Linked DNA regions of Homo sapiens: all the other regions are linked to region 3. A link is a loop called in an ENCODE intact Hi-C map of the cell type or tissue named here. Cell type or tissue: mammary epithelial cell. All regions are shown on one strand. Links, peaks and the distances in the headings refer to the core of each region. The heading gives the core; the rest is flanking DNA.

Region 1 (5,585 bases), core at 410-5,409, 54 kb after region 3:
CCAACAATGGTCTAATATCCAGAATCTACAAGGAACTTAATTCAACAAGCAAAAAACAAATAACCCCATTAAAAAACAGGCAAAAGACATGAACAGACACTTCTCAAAAGAAGGCATACAAGTGGCTAATAAACATATGAAAAAATGCTCAATATCACTAATCATCAGAGAAATGCAGATTAAAAGCACAATAAGATGCCATCTCAAACCAGTTAGAATGGCTATGATTACAACATCAAATAATAAGGTGTTTTTTTAACTGCAGGTCACAACACCTTACTAGGTCATGAGATCAATTTAATACAGTTGCAACCAGCATTTCAGGGAGAAATAAACAGAACTAAAATAGAGTGCAACAAATACAGCAAGAGTACATAATTTTTTTATGTATACATTTTTTTTCATTTATAAATGTATTATTACATAAAATGTATATTGTATCTGTGTTGTGTTAAAAAACGCTTAAAAGCCACGGGTAATAGGACTCTGTCACATATATAAAACATGATTTTGCCCCAGGGAGCATTATTAATACATTTTATCAGAGGCCTATAATATTTACCTCTGGTAAGTTTATTAAAGAAAGTGCCAGAACCCAAGTTATAAAAATTAGCTCTAATAGATATTAGATATATCATAAAACTACAATAATCAAAATAGTGTCATACTGTTAGGAATGCAGATTAGTGAATCAGAACAGAAAGTCCAAAAAGAGACCTAAATATTTATATGAAGAATTTGGTATATGCTAAAAGTAACATCCCGCTTTATCCCTAGTGGGGTAAAATATGGGTTGTTAAATGATGTTGACACAATTGGCTAATTAGCTGGGGAGGAAATTAAGTTGGAACTATACCTCACATCAGAAAAAAATTCCAAATGGATGAAAAATTTAGAGAAAAACAACAAAAGTGAAGGGAGCAAAAGGAAGTTTTTTGTGTTTGTTGGCTTTTCAATAACCTTGCAACAGAAAAAATCTTTCTAAATATGAAACCCAGGAGCCATAAAAGGAAAGTCTGACAAATTCGAATATTTTAAAGTATACATAGAGAAAAAAAATAAGCCTCAAAAATTGTAATTTAAATCACAGATGATTTTTCAAATAAAGAGCTCCTAAAATTAATATGAAAACAGTCAATAACTCAAAAAACAGACAAGACAGGAGCAGTTTGCAGAAAATAAATATAAGTGCCTCTTAAACCTATGAAAATATGCTCCACCACACTCCAAGAAAATTGTAAATTAATCCTATACTGCAATTTTATTTTTTTACTTCATATAGGCAAAGATCAAAATGTTTGATAACACACTGAATCTTCAAGGTGCGGAGAAAGAATTCTCATATTTTGCTGATCACAGTATATACTGTTAAAATTTCCATGAAGGCCAATCAAAATTAATATGTCTCCATTGTGCTAGCAATTCAATTTGTGGGAATCTATCTTATATCTATCTTGGAATATGTGAGAAATTACAAATGTGTAAGATGATTCACTGTGACACTTTTGTAATAGTGAAAGATTTGAAACAAGTTAAATACTCGTTAATAGGAGACTCAATGAATAATTAAATTATGGTCATTCCATACAGCTAGAAAGAAGAAAAAAGAGAAGGGGAAGAGGAGAGAGAGGAAGGAGAAAGAAGATAACCTATTTTTCAATCTAGAAATATAAAATGATAGCCCACTATCAACTAGATGAAGGACTGAAAAAGTTTCCCTAAAAAATTCTCAATCATCTAGAATCATGAGCTAAAGATGCATGCTCCCTAGCAGTTAGGTATCATTTCCAAGTATTAATACATTATCCTGTAAATTCCAGATAGAAAAGAATTTACTTACAAGTTTAAAGTTATTTCTTAAATCTTGACTGATCTTTGGAGAAATAGATCTAACTCAGGTAAAGATAGTTTAGAAATTAAATTTCTAGACAGAATCAGCTATATTATTTTTAATCCCACTCTTCTTCCTTTTCATATCATATTCTTACAGATTTATGGAGAATAGCTCAAAGAAAGGGCAAAAGGCAATATATTTTTAATTATAAAATCTTGCTCCCAAATTAGAAAGAAACAAATCAGGCCAAAAAATAAAAAAGGCAGTAACACAGCCTGAGTCCTGCAAACCCCAAAATGCTGTTAACTACTTTAAAAAAAGAAAAAATTCTGCTTTCATTCAAGGAGTTTGTCCATGCTTACACACCCTGGAAATCCCCTCTGCTTCACACCTAACCCAGAATCTGCTCTAAAGTGCCAACACAGTGTCTAACTTCCCTTCGTCCTTGGAAGGAAATGTGTAGAAAATTTAAGCCCCTTCACCGATCAAATCGCTTCACTTCTCTGGGCCTTACGTTCCTCAGGAATAAAGTGGGGTTATTAACACATACTTCGAAGGGCTATTGTAAGGACTCAAGAAAATTAAATGATTTGACTGTAAAAAGTCTATACTATAAAAGCCCCTGTATGTGCTTTAGGTAAATAATAATACCACAAGTTTTACCAATAGTTTGTCAACATTTATAACTCTTTGGGTTTTAACACTGGATACCAGGAAAGTAACTTTGCCTGCTTCCTGTTCCTGACTGAGAAATGGGCTCCGGTCTTCACATGGCAGTAGAGTAGATGAATCCCTGAAAGGACCCATAACCTAACTGCTTCCACATGTATAAGAAAAATATGTCTACATTTCAGTTGTTTCCAGGTATTCTGATTCAGGGGCCAAAAAGACCATTTAGCTTGTCGCCTTCAAAGGGCACTAGACTGAGGTAAGATCGATCCCTTTGTAGTATGCATGTATGCATGGTTCATAAATCATGTTTTTTGGCTGAGGATTGCCTGTAGTGCATCCTTAAGGATTACTTTATGCTTTACAATGTGCATATGTCTTCTGATCTATCCTCAAAACAAACTTGTGAGAAAACAGATGCAGACAGAAAGACCAAATTAATGACAACAAAAAAATACAGAATCTTTATTTCTAATTCCCAGTTTACTAATGACTTCATTGAGTTGAATGAGCTGTTTCCTTTCTTTATAAAGCAGAAACAATTTATCAGTCACTTGCAGAAGCCATCAAGTTTTCAATGTTCCCACAGAAATGAAGCAGAATTTACTACCATCTATACTCAATTCTATTGCTAATTTTTTAAAAAAAGAAAATAGTTTGGGCAATTTTTGTCCTCTTTTAGTGAAAAAAATCGGAAGCAGAGAAGAGAATGAAAAAGGAAAAATTTAAATTCCTGAAATTTCTAGTGCATAAATTCAACAGTAAATCTGACTAATGTTAAATATGTAGACAGTAAATCTTTGTGCACTGCAGTAGTAACAGAGTAGCCTGTGAAAGTTATCCAAGTGGAAAGCAGAAAGGAAATGGGAAGTGATTTTACTCTGAAAGAAAACCAAAAGGTGAAAGAGTCCAACAGTAAATAGGACAGGCAGGAATACTCAGGTAGAAATCTTGGGGATATCCCAGGAACATTCATCAGCTCAAATGACGTGTCTTGTACATCTCATCAGTGGTTTTCCCTCCGCTGTCTAACTTATACAAATATCTGAGTAACTCAAGAGCAACGTACAACTGGAAGATGAGTCATTCCACCAGTAATCAACGAGATTAAGGGAAATTCTATTTTCCTGTGAACTTTGGCACAGTTTGAATCTGTTTCATTATTCCTGCTAGGAATCACTACGAATCCAGGTTTGCACACCTTTTCTTCTGCCATTATCAAGCAAATAATAGTAAGCTAAGTGTTAGGTAATTTCCCATCCTCAGAAAACATACACCAGTCTCATAAGGAGGCAGAATTACCAGTATGGTTAAACAGCAAGTGTTACTGAGTCCAAAGATGTGGGTCTGAATCCTGACTTCATCACTTAACCTGTGTGGTTTCAGCAAGTTACCGAACTTTTCTGAGCCTCAGTTTCCTCATTTGTCAAGGAGAGAAAATACTCATTCCCTCAAAGTTATTGTAAAGATTAACTGAAATGGTAGCTATGACATAATAAATGTAAGCACTGGATTATTTAATGTATAAATAACTGTATTTATTACACACCTACTGGATGCCAAGCATTGTGGAAAATAGGAAAAAGGGTGTCCTGTCCCTCAGAGTTTCTAATCTGGTTGAAATAACAATAGATACTGATATGAAAAACTAAACAACACTAAAAAAAGAACACATAGTATAGGATCAATAGCCAGATGTGTGCCAGGGTTAATAAATGCTACAAGTTCAAAGGAAGAAAAGATAAATGCAGACTACAGGGGTCAAAAAAGGTTGTGTGACAGAAAAGGGACTGAGATAGTCACGAAGGAAAAACAGGATTTGGAGGTAGAAGTATATTTTAGATGAGGGGAAAAAGAAGAGGAAGAAAACACAAAGCAGTCTAGAGCCACTAATTAGCTGGCACTGGCTGACGCACGTGTCTGTAGAGGAGAGTGGCAAGCAATGAGGCCTGAAAAGTAGGCTGCGACCAAACTGGAGGAATTACTTGCAGGGCAGGAATGGGAAACTGCTGAAGGTTTTGAGGCAGGGGAGTAATAGGATTACATCAGTGTTTTGAAAAGAATGACCTGGAGTGCGAGATCCACTGCTGATTAGGAGAGGAGCGTCAACAGCAGCACCGTGGTTCTTCTGTGGATTTCTTCTGTTGGAATCTGGACGACTGGAATGATGGAAATGTGTGGGATTTGCCAATCTCCCAAATCAAGTATCCAGAGAATCAGTGAAGAGAACGTTTGAATTCACACTTACGGTGGTGGGAAATCCAGGAAAGACAACATTAATCAACTCATGATTCCTCATAGATTTGCATTCTCCAGAATATCCAAGTCTTTCTCATAGAATTATTACTAAAAAGACTGTACAGGAGGAACAATCCAAAGTTTTAATCAAGGAAGGTAGTGTTAAGTTGCTGCTCACAATAGTTGATACCAAATAGGATTTGGAGATGCAGTAGATAATAGTAATTGCTGGCAGCTCGTCATCAACTACATTGATAGTAAATCTGTGGACTACCTAAATGCAGAATCACAAGTGAACAGATTTCAGATGCCTGATAACAGGGTGCCGGGTTTATACTTCACTGCTCCTTCAGGACATGGAATTAAACCAGATAATAACTTTAAAACAGATAATGAAAGAAATCTAAGAACTTAAAATATATAAATTTCCAGAAACAGGTGAAGAAGACAACAAGCTTGTTAAAAAGAAGAAGGACCATTTACCTCTTGCTTAGGTAGGTAGTAATACTATATCATTGAACTTAATGGCAAAAGGGTTAGGGGAAGGCAGTATCCTTGGGGTGTTGGTAAAGTTGAAAATGGTGAACATTGTTTTTACAATTCTAAGAAATATGTTGATAACACATATGCACGATTTGAAAGATGTTACTAAATGCCCACTATGAAAGGAGAAAACTGGCAGTTGTGACTTATAATGGAGTTGATAACAAATAAGGGCTTACTAAGAGCCTTCTGGCACAAATGGAAGAAGAAAGAAGGGAGCATGTAGCTAAAATGAAGAAGACGGAGCTGGAAATGGAGCAGGTGTTTGAAATGAAGGTAAAAAAAAAAAGTTCAAAAACTG
Region 2 (5,585 bases), core at 208-5,207, 170 kb after region 3:
TTTGATGTTATGTAAGGTTTTGTTTTGTTAATTAAAATTTGGTCATTTTGTGTGTGTGTGTGTCTGTGTGTGTGTGTGTGTGTGTGGTGAGAATATACCAGTGATATCCAATCACCAAAATTTTCTTTTTTTTTTTTTTGAGACAGTCTCACTCTGTCAGCCAGGCTGGATTGCAGTGGCGTGCTCTTGGTTTACTGCAGCCTCGATCTCCTAGGCTCAAGTCATCCTCCCACCTCGGGTCCCAAGCTGGGACTACAGGCACACATCACCACACCCAGCTAATTTTTGTATTTTCCCAGAAAGGGGTTTCACTATGTTGGCCAGGCTGGTCTCAAACTCCTGGCCTCAAGTGATCCACCCGCCTCAGCCTTCCAAAGTGCTGGAATTACGGGTGTGAGCCACCATGCCCGGCCTAGAATTTTCTGTATGGTATTAGGCATAAAATAACTAGCTTTCTTTGCACACTATGCTAGACTCAGTAATTTTAATGTTGGAGAGCTGTGCATCTTCATCTAAAATCTGTAGAACCCTGAGTGTCTTCTGATAAGAATCTATAACAAATATAAAGATATAATCCTTTTTTTTTTTAGACAGAGTCTTGCACTGTCACCTGAGCTGGAGTGCAATGGCACGATCTTGGCTCAATGCAACCTCCACCTCCCGGCTTCACGTGATTCTCCTGCCTCAGCTTCCCGAGTAGCTGGGATTACAGGCGCACACCACCACACCCAGCTTATTTTTTGTACTTTTAATAGAGATGGGGTTTCACTATGTTGGCCAGACTGGTCTCGAACTCCTGACCTGGTGATCCTTCCACCTTGGCCACCCAAAGTGCTGGGATTACAGGTGTGAGCCACTGCGCCCAGCAAAGATATAATCCTTTAAGGGATTATATTATTGATTCTGTTAAAGACAAATTATCTTTATTATAATAAAGACATAATCCTTGAAAGGATTATATTATTGATCTTTAAAGATCATGATTAAGAATGCCTCACCTCTCAGAGCAAGATCATACTTTTTTTTAACACAGTAAGAAGGAAATTGCAAAAAAACAAGGGACACACACCAACTGAAGAGTTTCACATTCTTATTTCCTACCAAGTGGAATGTCAAGAAACATGCAGCTATTTCTTGTACCAATTCTGACAGAATTGAGATTATGAACCCCTTAATTGATTTCCCAAGGTCAGAAAGCGTGGGCCAATGATGATATCCAATAACAATTCCCACCTCTTTTGGGTCACTGAGGAACAAGTTTCCCTGTCTATATAAAAGCATAAAACACAAGCAAACATTCCTGAAATATGGAAACATGCAGACATTATATGTTCTCACTTGATGCAGATATGAGACCTCTCTCTGGAAAAAGGCTCACAAAACTTTAGCATATCTTGCTTAAGAAAAATAGTCCGCAGTCACAGGCTGCAAAGGAAAAGCCTATATACAGCAATGTCAGAGGAATCTCAGACCTCAGGTAGGGGAGTTTCTTAGTGTCAGATTCACCTGAATCATCCCTCTTACAAACAAGTATTACTGTGCAATTTCTTGACTGTTTTTCCACTTATGATCCAAGTGGTACCAACAATGCACTGTGTTAGGCTAATGAGAGAACCTTTTAAGCCAAGTGAAGCTAAAAGATATAACATGCTCTTCAAATGAAGAGAGAAAAATGTAATGAAAGGACTGCAAAAAGTAGCATATGCATGCCAAACTCAAAAGAACCTATATGACCGTCAGCACCACATTAATAAAAGGAAATGTACCATAGTTACCAGCTTACAAGACATATTTTTACTTTAAAAGACTCCAAAAATTGGCCAGGTGCGGTGGCTCACACCTGTAATCCCAGAACTTTGGGAGGCCGAGGCGGGTGGATCACGAAGTCAGGAGATCGAGACCATTCTGGCTAACACGGTGAAACCCCGTCTCTACCAAAAATACAAAAAATTAGCCGGGCATGGTGGCGGGCGCCTGTAGTCCCAGCTACTCGGGAGGCTGAGGCAGGAAAATGGCGTGAACTCGGGAGGTGGAGCTTGCAGTGAGCCGAGATGGCACCACTGCACTCCAGCCTGGGCGACAGAGCAAGACTCCGTCTCAAAAAAACAAACAAACAAACAAACAAAAAAACTCCAAAAATTATATTGTATTAAATATGCCCATATTACAGATAAAGGCCAGTACAAGAGAAATAGGGCTTAGGGTCTTAGGTAAGCAATTACTGAAAACTGAGTACCTACCTACCCCTAGTGGCAAAGTGTGGAGGAAAACTATCATAGCAAGATTCACAGTGCATCCATTAACTACAAAATTAGCTACAAAAATAAGCCAAAGGCTACCCAACTGACTTAGAGGTAAAGTTTAAATTAATCCCCAGCATGTAAGGTGTAAACTCATCATTCCTACAACTCATGGCTCAAAAGCAAAGAAGGTAGTAGGTTCAAGCTTCATGTAACCCCTAAATGTTTGGAACGTAATTAGAACTTGGGGCAGAATTTTGAGGATGATGACTAATCTAGTGAATCCAAAGAATGACAATGATAAAGAGATCAAATCATGTAGACTTGAGCTGTGATGATGGCCTTCTGGTTTTGAATATGATCATTTACTTGGCTTTACCAATAGCTATTCATTTATCAATAACTATTCGTAAGTCTTTTTTTTTTTTTTTTTTTTTGTATTTTTTTTTTAAATTTATTTTTTAATTGATAATTCTTGGGTGTTTCTCACAGAGGGGGATTTGGCAGGGTCATGGGACAATAGTGGAGGGAAGGTCAGCAGATAAACAAGTGAACAAAGGTCTCTGGTTTTCCTAGGCAGAGGACCCTGCGGCCTTCCGCAGTGTTTGTGTCCCTGATTACTTGAGATTAGGGATTGGTGATGACTCTTAACGAGCATGCTGCCTTCAAGCATCTGTTTAACAAAGCACATCTTGCACCGCCCTTAATCCATTTAACCCTGAGTGGACACAGCACATGTTTCAGAGAGCACAGGGTTGGGGGTAAGGTCACAGATCAACAGGATCCCAAGGCAGAGGAATTTTTCTTAGTGCAGAACAAAATGAAAAGTCTCCCATGTCTACTTCTTTCTACACAGACACGGCAACCATCCGATTTCTCAATCTTTTCCCCACCTTTCCCGCCTTTCTATTCCACAAAGCCGCCATTGTCATCCTGGCCCGTTCTCAATGAGCTGTTGGGCACACCTCCCAGACGGGGTGGTGGCCGGGCAGAGGGGCTCCTCACTTCCCAGTAGGGGCGGCCGGGCAGAGGCGCCCCTCACCTCCCGGACGGGGCGGCTGGCCAGGCAGGGGGGCCGACCCCCCCCCACCTCCCTCCCGGACGGGGCGGCTGGCCGGGCGGGGGGCCGACCCCCCCACCTCCCTCCCGGACGGGGCGGCTGGCCGGGCAGAGGGGCTCCTCACTTCCCAGTAGGGGCGGCCGGGCAGAGGCGCCCCTCACCTCCCGGACAGGGCGGCTGGCTGGGCGGGGGGGCTGACCCCCCCCCACCTCCCTCCCGGACGGGGCGGCTGGCCGGGCGGGGGGCCGACCCCCCCACCTCCCTCCCGGACGGGGCGGCTGGCCGGGCGGGGGGCTGACCCCCCCCACCTCCCTCCCGGACGGGGCGGCTGGCCGGGCAGAGGGGCTCCTCACTTCCCAGTAGGGGCGGCCGGGCAGAGGTGCCCCTCACCTCCCGGACGGGGCGGCTAGCCGGGCGGGGGGCTGACCCCCCCACCTCCCTCCCGGACGGCACGGCTGGCCAGGCGGGGGGCTGACCCCCCCACCTCCCTCCCGGACGGCACGGCTGGCCGGGCGGGGGGGCTGACCCCCCACCTCCCTCCCGGATGGGGCGGCTGGCCAGGTGGGGGGCTGACCCCCCCCACCTCCCTCCCGGACGGGGTGGCTGCCCGGCAGAGACGCTCCTCACTTCCCAGACGGGGTGGCTGCCGGGCGGAGAGGCTCCTCACTTCTCAGACGGGGCGGTTGCCAGGCAGAGGGTCTCCTCACTTCTCAGACGGGGCGGCCGGGCAGAGACGCTCCTCACCTCCCAGACGGGGTCTCGGCCGGGCAGAGGCGCTCCTCACATCCCAGATGGGGCGGCGGGGCAGAGGCGCTCCCCACATCTCAGACGATGGGCGGCCGGGCAGAGACGCTCCTCACTTCCTAGATGTGATGGCGGCTGGGAAGAGGCGCTCCTCACTTCCTAGATGGGATGGCGGCCGGGCGGAGACGCTCCTCACTTTCCAGACTGGGCAGCCAGGCAGAGGGGCTCCTCACATCCCAGACGATGGGCGGCCAGGCAGAGACACTCCTCACTTCCCAGACGGGGTGGCGGCCGGGCAGAGGCTGCAATCTCGGCACTTTGGGAGGCCAAGGCAGGCGGCTGCTCCTTGCCCTCGGGCCCCGCGGGGCCCGTCCGCTCCTCCAGCCGCTGCCTCCCGGGCGGCGCTCTATTCGTAAGTCTTGAGGAGGATCAGTAATTATATTGTTATTTAACCATGATTCTCACTGACATGGTTGTTTTTGTTAGACCTCATTCAAATTCTCTGGCTGCTCTCTGTATTCAAATACTAAAATATTTTACTCTACATAAGCATCAAGTTGAAATTCCTTCACATTTTAATTTTCAATACTTTGTTCCATTTTTTACTGAAATATTTGCTTGTATGTGTATATGTACCAGAGCTACCTGTAAAATAAATTCATTCAAATTTATTTTATATTATGATTTGCTGTTTAGATTTCCTAAATTCACTAAAATACTAACATATTAATTTTACTGTTACATTAATATGCATATTATGGGGCTTTAGCTCCAGCAAATTTCCTGGTTTTGTTGCCACCTGTTTATCAGTATTCATGTATAACATTATATTTCTTTTTAGTTATGTGGTACTATATTTCACATTACTAATAATATTAGTACATTATTACTGCATATTAGAACTTAGGACTTACTCTCACATTGTAACATACTGTATTTACTTTAACAAAATAATGGTTTATATAACACACATTACATGATAAAAAGAATTTAATTTTTTCTAAAAAATTTCTCCAGAAAATTGTGACGCACTGGGCATATACATACCTTTGTATCTTATATACCATTAAATATGATACTTTCAGAACACTGACATCTATCACATTTAAATCATTAATTTCTGTCTGGGCAGCGTAGCTTACGCCTGTAATGCCAGCACTTCTGGGAGGCCAAGGCAGGAGGATCACTTGAGCCCGGGAGTTCAAGACCAGCCTGGGTAACACAGTGAGACCTTGTCTCCACAAAAAATTTAAAAATTGGCTGGGCACAGTGGGTCACGCCTGTAATCCTAGCATTCTGGGAGGCCGAGGCAGGTGGATCACTTGAGGTCAGGAGTTTGAGACCAGCCTGGCCAACATGGTGAAAACCCATCTCTCTTTTTATTTTTATTTTTTTATTTTTTTTGAGACAGAGTCTCACTGTGTCCCCCAGGCTGGAGTGCAGTGGCACAGTCTTGGCTCACCACAACCTCCACTTTCCAGGTTCAAGCAATTCTCCTGCCTCAGCCTCCCAAGTACCTGGGACTACAGGCGCATGCCACC
Region 3 (5,585 bases), core at 160-5,159:
AGAAATAAACCTTCACATTTATGGTGAATTCATTTTTAAGAAGGGTACCAAGATAATTCAAGTAGGAGAAAAATAGTCTTTTCAACAAATAGTGCCAGGACAACTAGATATCCATATACCAAAAAGTGAAGTTGGACTCATACCAAGTACAAAAATCAACTCAAAGAGAAAAAAAACCTAAATGTAAAACTATAAAACTCCTAGAAAAAAAGATGTAAATCATTGTTACTTTGGATTAAACAATGGTTTCTTTTCTTTTTTTTTTTTTTTTTGAGACAGAGTCTTGCTCTGTCACCCAGGCCGGAGTGCAGTGACACAATCTTGGTTCACTTCAACCTTTGCCTCCCAGGTTCAAGTGATTCTCCTGCCTTAGCCTCCCAAATAGCTGGGATTACAGGTGCCTGCCACCACGCCAGGTTAATTTTTGTATTTTCAGTAGAGATGGGGTTTCACCATGTTGGCAAGGCTGGTCTAGAACTCCTGACCTCAGGTGATCTGCCCACCTTGGCCTCCCAAAGTGCTGGGATTACAGGCGTGAGCCACTGCGCCCACCCTAGACAATGGTTTCTTAAGGTACAAAACCAAAAAGACAAGTTATGAAAGAAAAAAAATAGATTGGACATCATCACAATTAAAAACTTTTGTGCTTCAAAAGTCATCTTCAAGAAAGTGAAGCCAAAAACAGAATGGGGGGAAAATTTTGCAAATATATATCTGAGAAGGACCTAATATCCAAAATGCATAAAGAACTCTTACAATTCAATAATAAAAGAAAATCAATCCAATTTTAAAATAGGCAAAGGATCTGAATGGACATTTCTCCATAGACTATACACAAATGGCTAATAAGCATATTAAAAGATGCTCAACATCATTAGCCATCAGAGAAACACGAGTCAAAAATCACTTACGATACCACTTCACACCTATTAGTACGACTATAATAAAAAAGACAGTTAACAACAAGTGCTAGCAAGGATATGGAGAAATTAGATCCTTTATATACTGCTGGTGAGAATGTAGAATGGTACAGCCCTTTGGAGAAAAAAGTCTGACAGTTTCTCAAAAACCTAATAGAAGAATTACTATATGAACTGACAATTCTACTCCTACATATATACTAAAGAGAAATAAAAACACATGTCAACACAAAAACAGGCACAAAAATGTTCATACAGTAGTATTATTCATGATAGCCAAAAAGTAGGAACAACTCAACTGATGAATGGATAAATAAAATGTGATATACCAGTGTGGACAACCTAGTGAGACCTCATCTCTACTAAAAATAAAAAAATTAGCCAGGTGTGGTGGCACGTGCCTCTGGTCCCAGCTACTTGGGGGCTGAGGCGGGAGGATTGCTTGAGCCCAGGAGGTTGAGAATGCAGTGGGCTGTGATCATGCCACTCTATTCCAGCCTGGGCAACAGAACAAGACCTTGTCAAAACAACAACAACAACAAAAAAAACCCAGAAAGGAAAAAGACAAAAACAAATAAAATGACACACACGCACACATAATTTATATATTTTCTCAATTTTATGGGAAGAAGTTGAATAAGAGTGAAAATACATCAAAATGTTAAAACTATCTCTCTCTCTCCTTCTCTCTCTCTAATATAAATGTATTATATAAATATATTATATATTATATATAAATATAAATATATACATATATGTAATTTATATTTAAAGCTAGAGTCTTACGGTTGGGTGCGGTGGCTCATGCCTATAATCCCAGCACTTTGGGAGGCCGAGGCAGGTGGATCATTTGAGGTCAGGAGTTCAAGACCAGGCTGGCCAACGTGGTGAAACCCGGTCTCTACTAAAAATACAAAAATTAGCCAGGCGTGGTGGTGGGCACCTGTAATCCAAACTACTCAGGAGGCTGAGGCAGGAGAATTGCTTGAACCCAGGAGGTGGAGGCTGTGGTGAGCCGAGATCATGCCACTGCATTCTAGTCTGGGCGACAGGGTGAGACCCTGTCCCCCCAAGAAAAAAAAAAAGAGAGATAGAGTCTTACTCTGTCACCTGGGCTGGAGTGCAGTGGTGAAATAATTGCTCAATCATAGCTCACTGAAACCTGGAATTCCTGGGCTCAAGCAATCCTTCCGCCTCCAAGCCAACAAAACAGCTAGGACTATAGGCAGACGCCACCATTCCCAGATAATTTTTAATTTTTTTTTTTGAGTCACGGTCACTTTGTTGCTTAGGCTGGTTTCAAATTACCAGCCTCAAGTGATCCTCCTGCAGTGCTGGGAGCCACCACATCTGACAAAACTGTCTATATTTGCCTGGTAAAATTATGTGTATTTTTTATTTTTTTCTTTGAAACTTACTTAAGTGTCAGTAACATCAGGAATTGGTTTATATCGCCTCATCTAAATAAAGGAAGGAATTAGACACTATTTCTCAAAGGTTGGGAGTCTGAAGACACAAAATTAAGCTGAGATTCTACCATTGTTCAGTTCCTTTCAAGAAGATGCTAAAGTACTGAGAAATACCACAGCACCCTCTTTTGGAAGAAATGCATTGTTCTTCACAGGCAACCTGCTTGAATCATTAAGTTTTTAGAGCTGAAAGAATCTTTAGAGAATATTAAGTCTGGTCTCCTCATTATCTCCTTATAAATAAGGAAACTGGGGTTTGAACAGGAAAAGAGACCACCGAAGATCATAAAAGGAGGTAGCAACAGAGCTGAGAATGAAGCCCCACATCAAATCCTAACCAGAGCTTATTTTTCTGATCTTGCCATTCTTTATTCAATAAATATTTTAAGGTTAAAAAAAAATGCTTTCCCAATCCTCAGAAAGTCTGAAGGCCTATACTCAAAAGGCACTCAAGACACCCACCTTTGTTTTGTTTTGAGATGGGAGTCTCGCTCTGTCGCCCAGGCTGGAGTGCAGTGGCACGATCTCGGCTCACTGAAACCTCTGCCTCCTGGGTTCAAGCGATTCTCTTGCCTCAGCCACCCAAGTAGCTGGGATTACAGGTGTGCACCACCACACCCAGATAATTTTTGTATTTTTAGTAGAGATGCAGTTTCGCCATGTTGGCCAGGCTGGTCTCGAACTCCTGGCCTCAGATGATCCACCCACCTCAGCCTCACAAAGTGTTGAGATTATAGGCGTGAGCCACCACACCCGGCCCCAGCTTTGTTTTGGGGTGCCAGGAACCACACCCATGTAAGATGGAGAAAAGTCTTATTTTAGAAAAACATGTCCATTCTTGCCCTGCTGCTTAAGAAGTCAGAGTAATAGATAACTTATATAACCACACAACCTCTGCATTTGTCTACTAATAATACATCTTTTTAAGATGCAACAGAAGATAAGCATATAAATCATTCCATTTAACTTCAGAAAACAAAATCGTAATATGAGAATACACTCAATATTTGTTTGGGGCTTCTGACCACATAATTGACCTAATGTACTGGGATATTATTCTAAACTCCTACAATTTCATTATTTAGGCTGGTTTACAAATGGCTACCCATAAAAAATACAACTCTTCTTCAAAAATAATACAGGGCTTGTCATTTCAGCTTTTCTCATTCTCCTGCTCCTAGATCTGAGAAGTACCCTTGCTTCCCAGACAGTATTCTTTGAAAGAACATGCTGTTTTCCTCTTATTTGAAGGATGACTCACTAAAATAAACAAATGAACATTCTGACAAGTGATGAATAAAGAATGTGTGGCTTTTATCATCATCACCATTAACAGTCTTTAAAGTGTACTAAGCAGATGCACAGGGAATATGATACAGGTATACATTATTTTATTGCACATTACTTTACAGATATTCATTTTTTACAAATTGAAGATTGGTGGCAGTCCTGTGTTTAGCAAGTCTATTAGTACCATTTTTCCAACAGCACTTCTTGTCTTTATGTCACATTTTGGTACTTCTCACAATATTTCCAATTTTTCATTATTATTATATCTGTCATAGTGATCTGTGATCTTGGATGTTACTACTGTAATTGTTTTGGGGTGCCATGAACCACACTCACGTAAGATGGAGAATCTAATCGATAAATGTTGTGTGTGTTCTGACTGCTCCACCCATCAGCTGTTCTTCCATCTCTCTCCCTCTCTTCCCTTTCCCCAAGACATAATAATATCAAAATTAGGCCAATTAACCCTGTGATGACCACTAAGTGTTCAAAAGTGAAAGGAAGAGTTGCACATTTCCTACCTTAAATAAAAATCTACAGATGATTAGTGAGGAGGGCATGTTGAAAGCCAAGACAGGTCAAAAGCTAGGCCTTTTGTGCCAGTTACCCAAGTTGTGTATGCAAAGAAAAAGGTTTTTTTCCTTTATTTTTATTTTATTTTTTTTAAGGAGACAGGATCTCACTCTGCAGACTGGAGTGCAGTTGTGCAATCACAGCTCACTGCAGCCTTGAACTCCTGGGCTGAAGTGATCCTCCCACCAGCTTTCCAAGCTAGGACTATAGGAATGAGCCACCGTGCCCAACCAGGAAAAGTTCTTGAAGGAAATTTAAAGTGTTATGCCAGTGAACACGCAAACGATAAAGAAAGCAAAACAGCCTATTGCTGAGATGAAGTTTTTGTGGCCTGGGTAGAAGACAAAACCAGCCACAACATGCCCTTACACCAAAACGTAATCCAGAGCAAGGCCCTAAACTCTCTTCAATTCTATGAAGTTTGAGAGAGGCAAGAAAGCTGCAGAAGAAAAGCTGGAAGTTGGCAGAGGTTGGCTCATGAGGTTTAAAGAAAGTAGGCATCTCCATGACATAAAAGTGTAAGACGAAGTAGCAAGTGCTGATGGAGAAGCTGCAGTGAGTTATTCCGAAGACCTAGCTAAGATCATTGATAAAGGTGGCTATACTAAACAACAGATTGGCAATGGAGACAAAAAAGCCTTCTATTAGAAGATGCCATCTAGGACTTTCATAACTAGAGAAGAGAAGTCAATGCCTGGCTTCAAAGCTTCAAAGGAGAGGCTGACTCTCTTGTAAGGGCTAATGTAGCTGTTGTCTTTAAGTTGAAGCCAATGCTCACTCACCAGTCCAAAAATCCTAGGGCCCTTAAGAATTATGCTAAATCTACCCTGCCTGTGCTTTATCAACGGAACAACAAAGCCTGGATGATGGCACATCTGTTTCCAGCATGATTTACTGAGTATTTTAAGCCCAGAAAATGAGCTCAGAAAGATTCCTTTCAAAATATTACTGTTCATTGACAATGCACCTAGTCACCCAAGAGCTCTTATGGAGATATACAAGGAGATGAATGCTGTTTTCATGCCTGTGAACACAACATCCATTCTGAAGCCCATAGCTCAAGGAGTAATTTACACTTTCAAATCTTATTATTTCAGAAATACATTTCATAAGGCTATAGCTGCCATAGTGACTCCTCTGATGGATCTAAGCAAAATCAATTGAAAACTTTCTGGAAAAGAGTCACTATTCCACATGCCAGCAAGAACATTCATGATTCATGGGAGGAGGTCAAAATACCAATAGTAACAGGAGTTTGGAAGGTGTGGATTCCAATACTCATGGATGGCTTGGTGGGATTAAAAAATTCAGTGGAGGAAGTTGCTGCAGATGT
Region 4 (5,585 bases), core at 307-5,306, 75 kb after region 3:
TATGTAAAAGGGTCCCGAGACCAAAAGGTTAAGAACTGCAATTCTAAAGTATTTCTTAAAGTACACGAAAAATATAGCTTTACAAAGAAGTACTTTTTACAACAAGAAAACAAAGAAAGCTGTTTAAGAGAGAATTTAGGCCAAGCATGGTGGCTTATGCCTGTAATCCCAGCACTTCGGGAAGCCAAGGCAAGAGGATCACTTGAGCTCAGGGCATCAAGACCAGCCTGGACCACATAGTGAGATCCCATCTTTACAATTTTTTTTTTTTTGAGACAAGAGTCTCACTCTGTCACCTAGGCTGCTGGAATGCAGTGGCGCGATCTCAGCTCACTGCAACCTCAGCTTCCTGGGTTCAAGCAATTCTCCTGCCTCAGCCTCCCGAGTAGCTAGGACTACAGGCATGAGCCACTATGCCCAGCTAATTTTTTGTATTTTTATTAGAGAACGGGTTTTGCCATGTTGTCCAGGCTAGTCTCAAACTTCTGAGCTCAGGCAATCCACCCACCTCGGCCTCCCAAAGTGCTAGGATTACAGGTGTGAGCCACCAAGCCCAATGCCATCTCTACCCTATCTAAAATTTTTTTTTTTTTAATTTAAAAATTAGCAGGGCAGGGTGGCATGCACCTGTAAGTCCTAGCTACTTGGGAAGTTGAGGTGGGAGGATTGCTCCAGCCCAGGAGTTCATTGCTGCAGTGAGCTATGATCACACCATTGCACCCCAGCTTGGGCAAAAGAGCAAGGCGTCATCTCTTGGAAAAAAAAAAAAAAAAAAGCAATGAATTTATAATTTACAGGATGAGCTTCCAGGTGTGGTGGCTCACACTTATTATCCCAGCACTTTGGGAGGCTGAGGTGGGAGGAATGCTTGAGCCCAGGAGTTCAACACCAGCCTTGGCAACATAATGAGACTCCATCTCTACATAAGATAATAAATTAAGGCTGGGCGCGGTGGCTCACGCCTGTAATCCCAGCACTTTAGGAGGCCGAGGCGGATGGATCAGCTGAGGTCAGGAGTTCAAGACCAGCCTGGCCAACATGGTGAAACCCTGTCTCCACTAAAAATACAAAAATTAGCTGGGCGTGGTTGCAGGCACCTGTAATCCCAGCTACTCAGGAGGCTGAGGCAGGAGAATCGTTTGAACCCAGGAGGCAGAGGTTGCAGTGAGCCGAAATCGTGCCATTGCACTCCAGCCTGGGCAACAACAGCAACACTCCGTCTTAAAAAAAAAAAATTGCCCAGGTGTTGTGCCACATGCCTGTAGTCCCAGCTACTCATGAGGCTGAGGTGGGAGGATCACTTGAGCCCAGGAGGTCTCAGCTGCAGTGAGCCGTGATTGTGCCACTGCACTCCAGCTTAGGTGACAGAGCAAGACCCTGTCAAAAAAAAAGTGGTCATGAGTTAATAATCATGGAGGATGGGGGTCCATTATGTTAGTCTCTTTTTGATTATGTTTGAAATTTTCTCTAATGAAAATATTAAAGAATTATTATCTTTGTAGTTGAATATAAAAAATCTGACTGTAATTTAATGTTATTATCAAGAACCATGTCTAGGCATAGTAGCTCACACCTGAAATCTCAGCACTTTGGGAGGCCAAGGTGGGAGGACCACTAGAAGCCAGGAGTTCAAGACCAGCCTAGGCAACATAGTGAGACCCCGTCTCTACAGAAAAAATTAAAATAAAAAAATTAGCCAGATGTGATGGTACACACCTGAATCCTAGCTACCCAGGAGGATGAGGCAGGAGGATTACTTCAGCCCAGGAGTTCAAGGCTGCAGTGAGTTATGATCATGCCACTGTATTCCAGCCTGGGTGAATAGTAAGAACTTGTCTCAAAAAACAAAACAAAACAAACAAACAAAAACAAAAAAAAAAAGAAAAAGAAGGAAGGAAAATAAGAAAAAAACCTAATTAACATTAAAGTAACACTATGCGCATAGCTCCAAATTCACTTTTTGACCTTCACTGATGCCCACTCAATTAGTGTCAGTAGTTAAATCAGTAGATGCAAATTATTTGGAATTCTGCTTTGTTCACTTAAAATTCACATATACCACTCTTTTCTCTACCTACTATCACTAATCTGACTTACACAGAAATGACAGATATCTTTCAGTTTAATATTTTAAAAAGTTCAACAAATCCTTTAACCTGATGGACTTGGTCATACCTAGAATAATTTTTATATGTTACATTATTGCCATCTGCTGGCTATGTTGTCTAATTACAGTAAACAAATGTTTAAAACAGAAAAGCTAAAAAATTACCTTATATAATAACTGAGATTTTTCTCCCAAAACTATTCAACAGAAAAGAAGCTGCCATACTTTAAGTTTCCTCAAAATCTCACATTAGAAGCAATTGTCCTTGATTCTAGCTGCACTTTAAAATCACCTGGAAGCTTTTGAAAATCCTAATACCTGGACCCCACCAAGCCAAAGCAATTAAATCAGAATCTCCATGTTATGAAATGAAAGTCAACCACAGACTGACAGAAAATATTTGTAAAATATATTGGACTTAGGACTTGTATCTAGAATATAGAAACAGTTCTTACAACTCAATAATGAAACAATCCAATTTTTAAAATAGGCAAAAAATCTGAACAAATAAATATTATACCAAAGATATATGGATGGCAATTAAGCATATAAAAAGATGCTCAACAACATTAGTCATTAGGAAAATCTAAATTAAAATCACAATGAGATACCACTTCATACCTATTAGAACAGTAAAGAGACTAACCTTAACCATACTAAGCATCAGCCAGGATGTGGGGCTACTATAGCCCTCATACTCTGCTGGTGGAAATGTAAAATGGTACAACCACTCTGGAAAACAGTTGGGCAGTTTCTGAAAAAGCGACACACACACACACATATCTACCATAAGACATCTACCATAAGACCAAACCATTCCAGTCCTAAGAGAGTTACCCAAGAGAAAAAAAAAGCTGTAGTAGGTTGAATAGTGTAACCTCAAAATTTATGTCTAGCAGGAAACACAGAATGTGAATGTAGAAAGAGGGTCTTTGTAAATGAAATAAGACAAGGTCATGCTAGATTAGGGTGGGCTCTAAATCCCATAACTTGTAGCCTTATAAGAGGAAGAGATGGCACACAGAGATACACACACACAAAGGCCACATGAAGACAGACGCAGAGAATGGAGTGATGCAGCTAAAAGCCAAGGAACACCATCAATTGCCAGGATCTGGCTTCTGAAGGTAGGAAAGAGAAGGAAGGATTCTTCCCTGGATCCTTCAAAAGGAGCATGACCTTGCCAACATCTTGATTTCAGATTTCTAGCCTCCAGAATTGTGAGAGAGTAAATATCTGTCATTTGAAGCTACCCAGTTTGTGGTAATTTGTTAGGGCAGCCCTAGGAAACAATAACAAAAGCACAAAGACTTGTTCAAGACTGTTCTAATCAGCTTTATTTATAACAGCACCAAACTGGAAATAACCTAAATGTCCATCAACAAATGTACAAATTGTAAAATAGTCACACAATGGAATACTACTCAATTATAAAAATGAAAGAATGATTGAGACACAAAACAAGGATGAAATCTCAAAATGATTATGCTGAATAAAACAAATCAGACCAAAAAAAAAAGTATATATTGTATGATTCCATAGTGGTTGCCTGGGGATGGCAGGGCAAGGGAGTCATTACAAAATGGCATGAGGAAACTTTTGGGGGTGATCCATATGTTCATTATCTTGATTGCAGTGACAGTTCCACAGGTATATACATATGACAAAACTCATAAAGTTGTACACTTTAAATATCTGCTGTTTACTGTATGTCAAATATACTGCAATAAAACTATAGTTGAAAAATCAAAATATTCCTGGGCACGGTGGCTCACACCTGTAATCCCAGAACCTTAGGAGGCCAAGGCAGGAGAATCACTTGAGCCCAGGAGCTCAAGACCAGCCTGAGCAACACAGTGAGACCCTATCTCTAATTTTAACAACAAAACCAAAAGGACTTGTATGAAAAATCAGTATCTTTGGCCGGGCATGGCGGCTCATGCCTGTAATCCCAGCACTTCGGGAGGCTGAGGTGGGTGGATCACTTTTGGTCAGGAGTTCGACACCAGCCTAGCCAACATGGTAAAACCCCGTCTCTACAAAAAATACAAAAATTAGCCAGGCATGGTGGTATGCACCTGTAGTCCCAGCCACTCGGGAGGCTGAGGCAGGAGACTCATGTGAACCCAGGAGACAGAGGGTGCAGTGAGCCCAGATGGCACCACTGTACTCCAGCCTGAGCGACAGAGGGAGACTCCGTCTAAAAAAAAAAAATCAATATCTTTAGTGGCTGAGGTCCAGGTAGCAGTTTTAAACACTTCCCAAGTATTCTAACCAGCAGCCACAGTTGAAAGCCGCTACATTAGAGGGTGTCATCTAATTTACTTTGTTTTGAACAACAGTACTATTTGGGGAAAACATATAAGCCTAAAATAACTTTTATAATGCTCATTTTAGGTGTTTATGGAGGTCAGTTGGCAAAATTTTTTTAAGTAGATTTAATAATTTAATAATTATTTAATAATTTATTCCTTTAATAATTATTCCTTGGTTTATACCTCATATTCTCAAATTATAAGCAAGCTTTAGAAAGCAACATTGAAGGCAGATCCAGCTATTTGTCAACTAGATGTTTCTAATGTTCCTAACACAAAATAATTTAAAATGCTGAATATAATATAGTTTTATTAACGCATATTTACAATGAACGGTATTACGGACTGACTTGTGTCCACTCACCAAATTCATATGTTGAAGTCTCAGCCCATAGTATTTCAGAATGTGACTGTATTTGGAGATAGGCCTTTAAAGAGGTAATTAAGGTAAAATAAGGTCATAAGGATGGGCCCTAATCAAATCTGATGGGTGTCCTTATAAGAGGAAATTTGTACATACAAAGATGATACCAGGAATACACCAGAGGAAGGCCATGTGAAGATACCACAAGAAGGTAGCCATCGGCAAGCCAAAGAGAGAGGGATCAAGAGAAACCAAAGCTGACAACACCTTGATCTTGGACTTCTAGAATCCAGAATGGTGAGAAAATGAATTTCTGCTGTTAAAGCCACCTGGTTTGTGGTATTTGCAATAGCAGCTTTAGCAAATTAATACAAATGGTGAGGAAAAAAAACAACCAACCAACCAAAACAAAACCAACACACACATGTACATGCACGAAGAGACAACCAGTCCCTGGAATCCTCTCATATAGTGCTCTTTGGCCTTCCTCCCTTTCCTATCTGGCCTGGACCCCATGCAGACCATGTTAACTACTTTGTCAGAATCGCCTTCTCTTGCTCTCTATCATGTGCCACATCTAACCAACAAAACCCAAACTCTGGACCAACGCTACCCTTTGTCTTTACTACCTCTGCTCTTGGTGAGCCAAGCTCTGTTGGAAATATATTAAATCACACAATCACACAGAGTAATGTCTACAGATTCACAGATTCAAACCTCAGCACCCACCCTCTGCCATAATCCTTCTGCCTTGAGTTAGCATCTTGACATCCCCTCAAGAACCATTCCAAACCTTCCC

What was found. Peaks named below come from ENCODE experiments on the same cell type or tissue, not always from the same donor. Only the 100,000 strongest peaks of a DNase experiment are listed, where the experiment ranks them.
Region 1: it touches region 3 in a loop (8-fold over the local background); 15 of 110 quality-filtered maps call a loop at or near these places.
Region 2: it touches region 3 in a loop (2.4-fold over the local background); 2 of 110 quality-filtered maps call a loop at or near these places.
Region 4: it touches region 3 in a loop (4-fold over the local background); 38 of 110 quality-filtered maps call a loop at or near these places.

What each region holds. Positions count from the first base shown.
Region 1 is chr14:35,158,089-35,163,673 of GRCh38, reverse strand. All of the region lies in intron 4 of PRORP (protein only RNase P catalytic subunit), which reads right to left. The region is part of intron 4 of PRORP-PSMA6 (PRORP-PSMA6 readthrough); the gene reads right to left. It also overlaps the pseudogene SEPTIN7P1. Among named protein-coding and RNA genes, the nearest start is that of PRORP, 38 kb to the right of the region's middle. RefSeq lists an enhancer at 3,437-3,731. In mammary epithelial cell, for the core only: no CTCF peak of the experiment used is centred there; DNase peaks (open chromatin) are centred at 2,223 and 3,523; H3K27ac peaks cover 2,808 bases.
Region 2 is chr14:35,037,375-35,042,959 of GRCh38, reverse strand. No RefSeq gene overlaps it. Among named protein-coding and RNA genes, the nearest start is that of FAM177A1, 6.1 kb to the left of the region's middle. In mammary epithelial cell, for the core only: a CTCF peak has its summit at 2,239 (motif pointing left); no DNase peak of the experiment used is centred there.
Region 3 is chr14:35,212,188-35,217,772 of GRCh38, reverse strand. All of the region lies in intron 5 of PRORP (protein only RNase P catalytic subunit), which reads right to left. All of the region lies in intron 5 of PRORP-PSMA6 (PRORP-PSMA6 readthrough), which reads right to left. Among named protein-coding and RNA genes, the nearest start is that of PSMA6, 77 kb to the left of the region's middle. In mammary epithelial cell, for the core only: a CTCF peak has its summit at 2,506 (motif pointing left); DNase peaks (open chromatin) are centred at 3,182 and 3,642; H3K27ac peaks cover 2,458 bases.
Region 4 is chr14:35,137,534-35,143,118 of GRCh38, reverse strand. The region is part of intron 4 of PRORP (protein only RNase P catalytic subunit); the gene reads right to left. All of the region lies in intron 4 of PRORP-PSMA6 (PRORP-PSMA6 readthrough), which reads right to left. Among named protein-coding and RNA genes, the nearest start is that of PRORP, 18 kb to the right of the region's middle. In mammary epithelial cell, for the core only: a CTCF peak has its summit at 2,208 (motif pointing left); no DNase peak of the experiment used is centred there.